2 separate regions of the Homo sapiens genome follow, and region 1 is linked to region 2. A link is a loop called in an ENCODE intact Hi-C map of the cell type or tissue named here. Cell type or tissue: dorsolateral prefrontal cortex. All regions are shown on one strand. Region 1 has its middle 41 kb from the start of MAPRE2. Region 2 overlaps DTNA (dystrobrevin alpha).

Region 1 (5,000 bases), 120 kb after region 2:
TGCAAAACTAAGAGCTATAAACAAGTATAATTACTAAAGGAAAAGCCTTTAAGAAATATTTTCAAGTTGTATATGTTACCTGGATTTATTTCCATTAATATATTGATTTCCCCAGTAGTTGTTTTAATCCCTGACAGTGTAATTGGGGTATCGGCTCCACAACTTCACTGGGATATTTCCCAGTTGAGTGGAATTTAGCATGAATTTTTTTTCTATCAAGGAATTTAGTTACTGATGTGGCCCCCAAACCTTTTGAAAGTAGATTCCTTTGTAAGGCAGACCCCACAGCAGGGAGCCCAAGAGCAAGGCTGTTTGTTGTTATGTCAGCATCCTGGGGTCTTCACATTGGCTCAAACAGGAAACTTATGGACGGAGGCTATGCTAACATTCCCACAGGTCTCTACAAGTCCCATTCACTTACCAGCATTTTTCTCTCTCTTTTTTTTTTTTTTTTTTTTTGAGATGGAGTCTCACTCTGTTGCCCAGGCTGGAGTGCAGTGGCGCCATCTCGGCTCACTGCAAGCTCTGCCTCCCAGGTTCATGCCATTCTCCTGCCTCAGCCTCCCAAGTAGCTGGGACTACAGGTGCCCGCCACCACACCCCGCTAATTTTTTTATATTTTTAGTAGAGACGGGGTTTCACCGTGTTAGCCAGGATGGTCTCGATCTCCTGACCTCGTGATCTGCCCGCCTCGGCCTCCCAAAGTGCTGGGATTACAGGCATGAGCCACCGTGCCTGGCCTAATTTTTTTATTTTTAGTAGAGACGGGGTTTCTCCATATTGGCCAGGCTAGTCTCGAACTCTTAACCTCAGGGGATCTGTCCAACTTGGCCTCTGAAAGTGCTGGGATTACAGGCGTGAGCCACTGAGCCTGGCCGAAGTTGCAATTTTTTTTTTTTTTTTTTTTTTTTTTTTGGACAGAGTCTCACTCCGGACTTGGCCAAAAATGTTAAAATATAATTTGAAAAGATTTCCACAGAGCACAATACAGGGCAAAAGGTCACAGTAGCCCTTGATACCCAATGTCTTTTCAGCCCTTTTGCTACTGTCAGTCTTACTTAGATTTCACATGTAACCCTTAGTATGTTACTGTGTTCCTTCTTTGCATGGTCAAAGGAATTACAGACTATAAAAACAGCAAGCATGGAAAGCAGGGCTTTAGTTTCCACTATGACCCAAACACTAAACTTGAACCCTGGGCTCTGAAATGAAACCTCTCTCTGTGCTACTTTGACACGTAACATGCATTCTGCCACGTAACATGCATTCTCCCACATTTCATTATTAATTGCACACATGAGGAGAGGAGCTATTCTATGCTTACGACTCTATTTTCAAAAATATCTGATTAAAAATGGATAAAAGGATAAGTGAAAATAATGTAATTATAGAAACACTTTACAGAACTATAATATATGTGTTATTTCCCATATATGTAGTTTTGTCTCATGTAATTTTTTGAAAGAATTTTACTTTTGTACATTGAGCACTATAAATATTCTATTCTAAAATAGAAAGGGCAATCTTAAAAAATATTTTAATTCTGATTCACATGGAAAGTAGCAGATGGATAAATGATGATTCCAAGAAGAAAGGGCTAGGCTACATTTGTACGAAAAGAACTGAATTTTTATTTTATTGTAACTATCATTTTAGGTATTTTCTGGGGATTATCTTTTATTTTTATAGAAACCTAAATCATATGACCATCAGTTTATAACATCATTACCATTCTTAATATATACCACCCAAATCCATTTAGCAGTGAGCTATAATTTTTTTGAAGTCCTTAAATATACAATATGGGTCATTTGGTAGTTTGTCTTTCTGAAGGAGAAGAATGAGTTGTACCAGACTTAACCCAAGATTCAGTGTAATCTGACCTCCTTTACTTGCCAGATACGCTCATTTGGTTTTTGGTTTCCCTGTTGTGTGCTCAGCTCTGTGCTTCCTGGCAGTCTTGCCCTGGGGAAGTTGCACAGGAGAGGGGAGGCAGTCTGGGCCTCCCCTCTGCTGCCCCTAGAGAAGGCCCTGAGCCCAACCCAAGACCATTAATTGAGGCAGTGCGTGGCGGCGGAGGCAGAGCTCTCTGAAAGATTAATATCTAGTAGGCTCCACCTCAGGATTAATGGCCTGTGACCTTCTGCTAATGCTGCAAGCTGCTTTATTCCTAGAAAGCTATGGACCTCCCACACTAAAGAATGTGATCTACAACTGAAGGGATTCAATATCTCAAAGTGGCCATGGGGAGTTTGGAATTCAGGATACAGCTTATTCTGGAGATCCAAAGACAGCTTAGTAAACTCCCTAGATGAAAACTTGGGCTCAGGCCCCAGTAGTGTTCTCTTCTTGGAAAAGCTGTGAACAGCTGGGGAGGTAGTAATGCTGTCTCTTTGTGAGGAGGATGCTTTAACCTTGTGTTGACCAGAAGCCTCACTGGTTAAACACATAGCAATGAAGAAAGAATGAAATCTTCTTTCGATGGCATGGCATGATTTGAAATATTTTTACAAACATATTTTTCATTCTGATATATCTTTCATGTTCCTGTAGATTTTGTGGCCAGACATGAAAGTAGCAGTCTTTGCCAGAGGATGGGGGGACTCCCTAGCTAGGATAGAGGTTCTGCTGCTATGCCTTGGACATGGGATGCTGGAATTCTGGATTTGTTTGTCAAAGAAAGAGGATTTGACATTTCTAGAGGATGGGGAAAATGGACCTTTGTAGAAACAGAGAATGTGCTTTGTTAAAGAGTCATGACTCTTATCCTAACAAAGATATTTGGTCTTTTCAATGAAAACAAAACCAACAAACAAGCAGAGCCATAAGCCAGAGAAAGCAGCTGGCTTATGGCTGCTCATTTCTGAGGAGCTGCCCTAGTGCTCACAATGGCTAAAGAATAAAAGTCAGTATGATCTTTCCAAACGCGAAGGGGGATTTTGCAAGTTCCTCTGTGTGTGTTGGCGATTAAAATTCTGTCGTTATTTAGTGTATGGTCCAGTTTTGAATACAGAACACCTGCCTTGTCATCCATAAAATAGTACCACAAAGGATAAAATTCCACTCCATACACGTACCTGTAGTCCCAGTGACTTGAGATCAATCCGGAGGCAGGTGGATCACTGGATCCCAGGAGGTTGAGGGTGCAGTACATTGTGATTGTGCCTGTGAATAGCCTCTTGTACTCTAGCTTGGGCATCACTGCAAGACCCCATTTGTAAAAATAAATGTTAAATATTCCATTTCTATGCAAATAAATGTGGACATTTTATAAGATTTTGAAAATTCCTAGATAGTGTGAACTTAAGGGTATGAGAGATAAGTTAAAAAATACAGGATATATCAGCTGGGTGCCATGGCTCACACCTGTTATCCCAGCACTTTGGGAGGCCGAGGCAGGCAGCCTCACTTGAGGCCAGGAGTTCAAGACCAGCCTGGCCAACATGGTGAAACCCCATCACTACTAAAAAAATACAAAAATTAGTGGGTGTGGTGGCACATGCCTGTAATCCCAGCTACGCGGGAGGTTGAGGCACGAGAATCGCTTGAACCCTGGAGACGGAAGTTGCAGTCAGCAGAGATGGAGCCATTGCACTCCAGCCTGGGCAACAGAGCAAGACTTTGTCTCAAAAAAAAAAAAAAAAAGATACGTGATGTATCAAGCTGCTATTTCAAACTCACTTCTGGTTTTGAATATGTGTATGGTGAATTTTAATGGATTAAGAAGGTACACGAGGGAGAAGGGAATAACAGCAAAGAAAATTCCAACATAGGCAACATTGGATAGCAGAACATTGGCAGTGGTTTCTGAATGCTAAGTTAGTGGGTGAGTTTTTTTTTTCTTGGATCTGTGCAAAATGGAGCAAACTCCTGGTCCATCTTGCCCACTGCTTTGGGGCTTTTGCTTTTCTTTGAAAAGGTAAGAAAATAAAACTAATGTATCTTGCTCAATTCTAGTTCCTGTCCAATTACCTGATTTAAAAATATATATATTTTGAGATGATTGTACAGTAAGATGTAATTGTAAGAAATAATATAGAGAGATCCCATATATTCTTTATCTAATCTGCCATGGTAGCATCTTGCAAACTTACAGCACAATGTCACAACCAGGATATTGATGTCAACACAATCAAGGTTCAGAACATTTCCATCACCACAAAAATATTTGTGTTGCCTTTTATAATCACACTCATTTCCCTCCAGCCCTCACCCCCTCCTCTTAACCCCTGGCAACCACTAATCTGTGCTCCATTTCTATAGTTTTCCCATTTTAAAAATGTTAGATAAATGGAATTATGCAGTATATAACTTTTAAGGACTTTCTTTTCTCACTCAACCTAATTCTCTGGAGATTCATTCAGGTTGTTACTTTCTATCAATAGTTGGTTCCTTCTTATTGCTGGGTAGTATTCTGAAGTTTGGATGCAGCACGGTTTGTTTAACCATTAACCTGTTGAAAGATACCTGGGTGGTTTCCAGTTTGGGGCTACTATGTATAAAACTGCTATAAACAAATTTTCATTTCTCTGGGGTATACGCCAAAGTGAGCAATTGCTGGGTGATATGGTAGTTGCATGTTTAGCTTTTAAAACTACAAAACTGTTTTCCACAGTAGCTCTACCATTTTACATTCTCAGAAGCAATATATGAGTGATCTAGTTTCTTCAAACCCTCGCCAACATTTGGTGTTGTCGCTATTTTTTATTTTAGCCATTCTGATAGGTATGTTGTGATGTCTCATGTAGTTTTAATTTTCTTTTATCTATAGGCTAATAATGTTGTATACCATTTAATATTATTTGCTTTCCGTATATGTATATCCTCTTCAGTTAAATGTCTGTTCATATCTTTTTCCCATTTTCCGACTAAGTTGGTTTATTTGGTTGCATTTTGAGAATTCTTTATTTTAGACACTAGTTCTTTGTCAGTTATTGGGCTTGCAAATACTTTCTTCTAGTTTATATCTTGTATTTACATCTGCTTCACATGGGCAAAAG
Region 2 (5,000 bases):
CATGCGTGGCGACATGTGAGTATCTTCCGCTTGGAAGCATTTTCTCAGTAACAAAACAATCTGTAGGAGACAATAAGAAAGTAAAAGCATAATTGTTTAGGGTTTTTTTAACCTTCAGAAGGGGTGACATAGTTTTCTGTTCTGCCAGAGATATAGAAGGGTGCTACATTTAAATTCGGCATTGTAATATTTCCCCTCTTACAATTTCCAGAGAGTTATCAATAACCTAAACCAACCAGTGCCTATCAAGAGCCTGCCTTGCCCAAGGCACATTGCTAGTGCTATACAAAATAGTATTAAAAAACTGCTGCCACCCTTTTAGGACTCACAGACTAGTTCAGGAGATAAATCATCCTATCTTCTGAACTTATTGTATTTGCACTTAGAGGATACCATGACATTGGAGAGGTCTCTGTCCAGAATTGGTGTAAACAACATCACATAAGTATTTGGAATTGAAATAAGTACATGTATAAAATCTCATTATAAAGAAATCCAGTTTGGTTGACTTGTTGAATTTGTATGAATCTGACCCTCCAAAGACTTATTTGCAAAAGTTTTCACCCAGTTCTGGAGCTTGTCAGAAACCAGCAGCATCAGTAACGTCCCCACTAGACTTTCTGTGACCCTGGATCAGCTCAAATTAGTCAACAGAGAAAACCAAAGCTGAGAAACAAAGGCAAAGCTGGGACAGAGCTGCAGAGCCCAACTTGGGAGAAAAAGGAGAAAAACAAAAGAAATGAAGAAAGTGGCCCATTAAATGACCATGGTTCATGGAGTTATGGGAAATGTGGGCAAAGGCTGACCCAAAAGCTGGGGGAGGGAGTTTCTGAATGCTAAAAATACTTCAGAAGGGTGATGTTGCTTAATATGAAAAGTACTTCAGACTAGTCTATAAAAATAAACTGGCCATTTTAAAGACTCAGAGAAGAAACTAAACAGAGGCCTTTCTGGTGTTTGGCTCTCCATCCAAGCAGTGAATAAACAATCAGTAATCATGGAGAATTATCAAGAGGTGTGGTCTGAGAGTCAGCTATGAAGCAGCAGAGAGTAGGATCAAAACAAAACCATTATCATGGGACTTAACATGGCAGTACGCTGCTGCTTAATATAGTTTGCTTTCTTGTCCTTTCTTCTGTATTCTAGAATTGTTGGATTTGTTATTCAAAATGGTGAATTAGTTGTCATCTGTTTTGTCTGGTAAATTCATATCTATTTGACTTTTTATTATTAAGCATTTATATGGCAGTTAGCTAGAATTTCCTTGTCCTAATTCTAAAATCCAAGACTATTGAGGCCACCCTAATCTGCTAGCCCTGGTATGCTGAGTAGCAGTACCAGCTACCAACATGTGACTCAGGAGTTAGGGAAGGAAAGTTAACAGAGTCCTGGGCAGACCCATTTAGCCTGGCCCCAAACCTCCAAAAATAACCAGAACATGTTGTACAGCTATAAATAAACGCAAACAACGACATTTAAGTTCCAACCTAGAAACTTCTTCTTGACCACTTATTTCATTTTAGGGAATAATTTAATATTTCTATTGTCTAAACATGTACTTGTGTTTTACCCTGAGACTCTTTTAGTCCTATGATTTAGGTAGTGAGTTTATGTCCAGCCCCATGAAAAGCTTTGCATAGTCTAGGATGAATAGATGGAGACAGAGTCCCACATTAGGGAATGAGGTCATTTTTATCTATTTATTTGATAGTGGAATTGGATAATTAAAATGCTTTTTTTTTTTTTTTTTTTTTTTTTCAGATTTAGAGCTAAGGTCAAGAGTTATGGGTTAGTAGCCCTCCTGGCATTGACTAGCTGATATTCTAAGACTTAATTCTATAAAAATAAGGCATGAATGTGGTATGCATGCATATGTGTATGTGCATGTATGTGCGTATGTGTAACACAAAAGAGGTTAAATTATAACCAAATGTCCTTAAGCATTATTTCACTAGAGGGCTCACTCTCCACACAGAAAGTGATCTTGGGTTCTATTTTAAACAAGAATAAAAAGAGCCCTCAGATTGGGAAAACTTTGTATCCCCTCAAAAGATGTTTGCCATTTTTTAAATTATAGAACATTTAAAGGGCCAACCCATTCCAGTAAACCCTAGGAAAAGATAAATGACCAATGATCGCAACTGCCATAAAAAAATTGTGTATGAAAATACCTTGATCATATATCGCTTCAAACCTCCAAAATGTTTCCAAGTTTTTTTTAGGTATTACTAAAGAAGACATGAAAGTGACTTGGAGAACTAAGGGGAAATAAAGGTGCCAACGAAACTACAGCTCACACATGAATCCCGCTTGTAATTCTCTTTTAAGATTTGCTCTAACATGTCATCTGTGGTTTATTTTCAGGGTTACGGAGGATGCAGATCCCTATGTGCAGCCTGAAGATGAAAACTATGAAAATGACTCTGTCCGGCAGCTGGAGAATGAGCTCCAGATGGAGGAATACCTGAAACAGAAGCTGCAAGATGAAGCTTATCAGGTACAGGGATCCAGGCCCACCCCACCCCACCTCTTCTGCCTCAACCCCTTGGTAGCTGGGTCTTTGACATGACTTGCAGAATCAGAGCCTTCTTCCTTCCACCCTCCCTTTTCAAAATACACTGATTTCACTCCTTAATCCGTGTCTTTTAGACAGTAAACATTTTAAATACTTCTTTTTTTTTTAAGACAGAATTTCACTCTGTTGCCTAGGCTGGAGTGCAGTGGTGTGATCTTGGCTCACTGCAACCTCCGTCTCCCTGATTTAAGTGATTCTCCTGCCTCAGCCTCCCGAGTAGCTGGGACTACGGGCATGCACCACCACGCCCAGTTAATTTTTGTATTTTTTAGTAGAGAAGGGGCTTCACCATATTGGCCAGGCCAGTCTTGAACTCCTGACCTCGCGATCCACCCACCTCAGCCTCCCAAAGTGCTAGGATTACAGGCGTGAGCCACTGCACCCACTCTTATAGCTGTCACTCACCATGTATTCTTTTAAATTCTGCCCTAGAAAGTGATAAACAGCCTTCTTATATTGGAAAAAAACAAGGTAACTAACAGTCCAGACTCTTTCAGGCCCATTAAGAAAGATGCTTTTTCTCATAATTATTTTTAAATGGATACAAAGAACAGGGCACGAGGAAATTGAATAAGCATAAACCCACCACTTCCCTTGAATTATTTGCCCTCAGTCTTCCTCATTGCCCACCTCATGCCAAGTGTAAGTAGGAGAATGGCAAAATTCCTGGAGAAATGTTGGGGGAACTGCAGGCCTGTGTTCATCAAGGTATGGACGGACAGATTTTCAGATGTACTGGAGTATGTTAGCCACCTGAAAATTCACTGAACATGACATATACAATTGGCAATAAATGTAACCAGCGACTCATCCTAAAGGCCATGCATTTCCCCATGGAGGTCGTTCTACTACCTTGTTTGTCTTCCTGGTATGTTCCTTTTCCCTTTAATTCACAGGCGTTTACTTGGGGTTCTGGTATTTCAGGGATGTTTGCCTGGTTGAACCTGGGCCTCAATGGTTATTTTATCCTGTCAGACTTTCTGTCCAGTGGCCAGACAAGTTTTCTGCACATTCTTTTGTTTTTCTTTTTTCCTTTTTTTTTTTCTTTTTGAGACAGGGTCTCATTCTGTTGCCCAGGCTGGAGTGCAGTTGCCCAATCATAGCTCACTGCAGCCTCTAACTCCTGGGCACAAGCTATCCTCCCACCTCAGCCTCCTGTAGCTGGGACTACAGGTGCACACCACCATGCCTGGCTAATGTTTTTATTTTTTGTGGAGTCAGGGTCTCACCATGTTGTCCAAGCTGGTATTGAACTCCTGGTCTCAAGTGATCCTCCCACCCCGGCCTCCCAAAGTGTTGGGATTATAGGCATAAGCCACCATACCCAGGCTTTCTGCATATTATTAGGGCAGCAGTGCCCTGTCTTACTTTGTTATTGAAAAAAAAGGGAAGCAGAGAGAAGAAATTATCTCCTATTTCTCATATGTCTATAGATAAAGCCTTGAAATATTTTTCCAAGAAGATTGTAGCAGGAGGGAAACGGAAGCCCACCAATTCCATCCCAGCAATATAAAAACAAAGTTTTGCCTCTTTGGAATGTTCCATTTGCCTTTTCAGTTTAACGACCACATTTCAGAAGCAACTAAAATGTTGGTCTAGCCATACCAAAGAAAGAGGGTAAAAGAAAAACATAAGTGACTCTATATGTAGAGCCGTGCTCCCATGCTTCAGAAACAAATTCGCCTGATTGCAAACCCATGGAGAGTGCAGTTTTCCTTGCGCCTTCTATGGCTCCTCCACAGAAGGAAATCAGCCTGGAATGAAACTGCCAGGGTGTCTCTGGGAATCCTCAGGGATGGCATTCCTACACATATCTCCTTAGGCTCTGCTGTGTAGAAGGAAAGAAAAATGTGACTAAATAACCAATGTTCTGGTTCATGCTATTAGAAGCGTCTATTAGGCCTCCCTCTTTGAGCTCGTGTCACCTTCTGTATTTCAGTGGCAGCAGTAACTGAAATTCTAGGGGTTCTTTTTTTTCTTTAAGGGAGGCAGGCTTACACCATTCCATATAAAATATTAGATTTTTATTCATTTTAATGAATTAAAAATGTAACCTTCTATGAGTAAAATGAAGGGAATTTCTACTAATGACTTAAGATTCAACTGGAGTTTTTACCATCGCTGGTAAATCTTAAGCTCCCTCTCCCTCTCCTTTCTTTTCCGTGCCTCATGACTTCCAAGAAAAGGACAGGGAAGAAGCTGGGAGACTATAACAGGCCTGTGTATCTCCACTCAAAACATACTCCCTGGAGGAGATGTCAAAGTGGTTTTCCTTGAATGCTCTGTGAGCATACGGTTGTTGGATGGATTGGAACGCTACTCTCACTCAATAGACTCTCTCTCTCTCTGTGTCTTTGTGCATGGCTTCCCGCCAAATAATTCACCAGCTTGACTGCATCACAGACTTGACGTGTCACCTTTCTCG

Evidence for each region. Peaks named below come from ENCODE experiments on the same cell type or tissue, not always from the same donor. Only the 100,000 strongest peaks of a DNase experiment are listed, where the experiment ranks them.
Region 1: a loop joins it to region 2, with 2.8 times the contacts of the local background. A loop is called at or near these places in 7 of 110 quality-filtered maps.

Annotation. Positions count from the first base shown.
Region 1 is chr18:34,997,886-35,002,885 of GRCh38, forward strand. It overlaps a transcript of MAPRE2 not described here. Among named protein-coding and RNA genes, the nearest start is that of MAPRE2, 41 kb to the right of the region's middle. In dorsolateral prefrontal cortex, no CTCF peak of the experiment used is centred here; a DNase peak (open chromatin) is centred at 2,051; H3K4me3 peaks cover 1,467 bases; H3K27ac peaks cover 3,172 bases.
Region 2 is chr18:34,879,705-34,884,704 of GRCh38, forward strand. DTNA (dystrobrevin alpha) reads left to right here. Exons shown (of 23, transcript NM_001386795.1): 20 at 1-15; 21 at 2,365-2,497. Among named protein-coding and RNA genes, the nearest start is that of DTNA-AS1, 110 kb to the left of the region's middle. In dorsolateral prefrontal cortex, a CTCF peak has its summit at 1,960; no DNase peak of the experiment used is centred here; H3K27ac peaks cover 2,539 bases.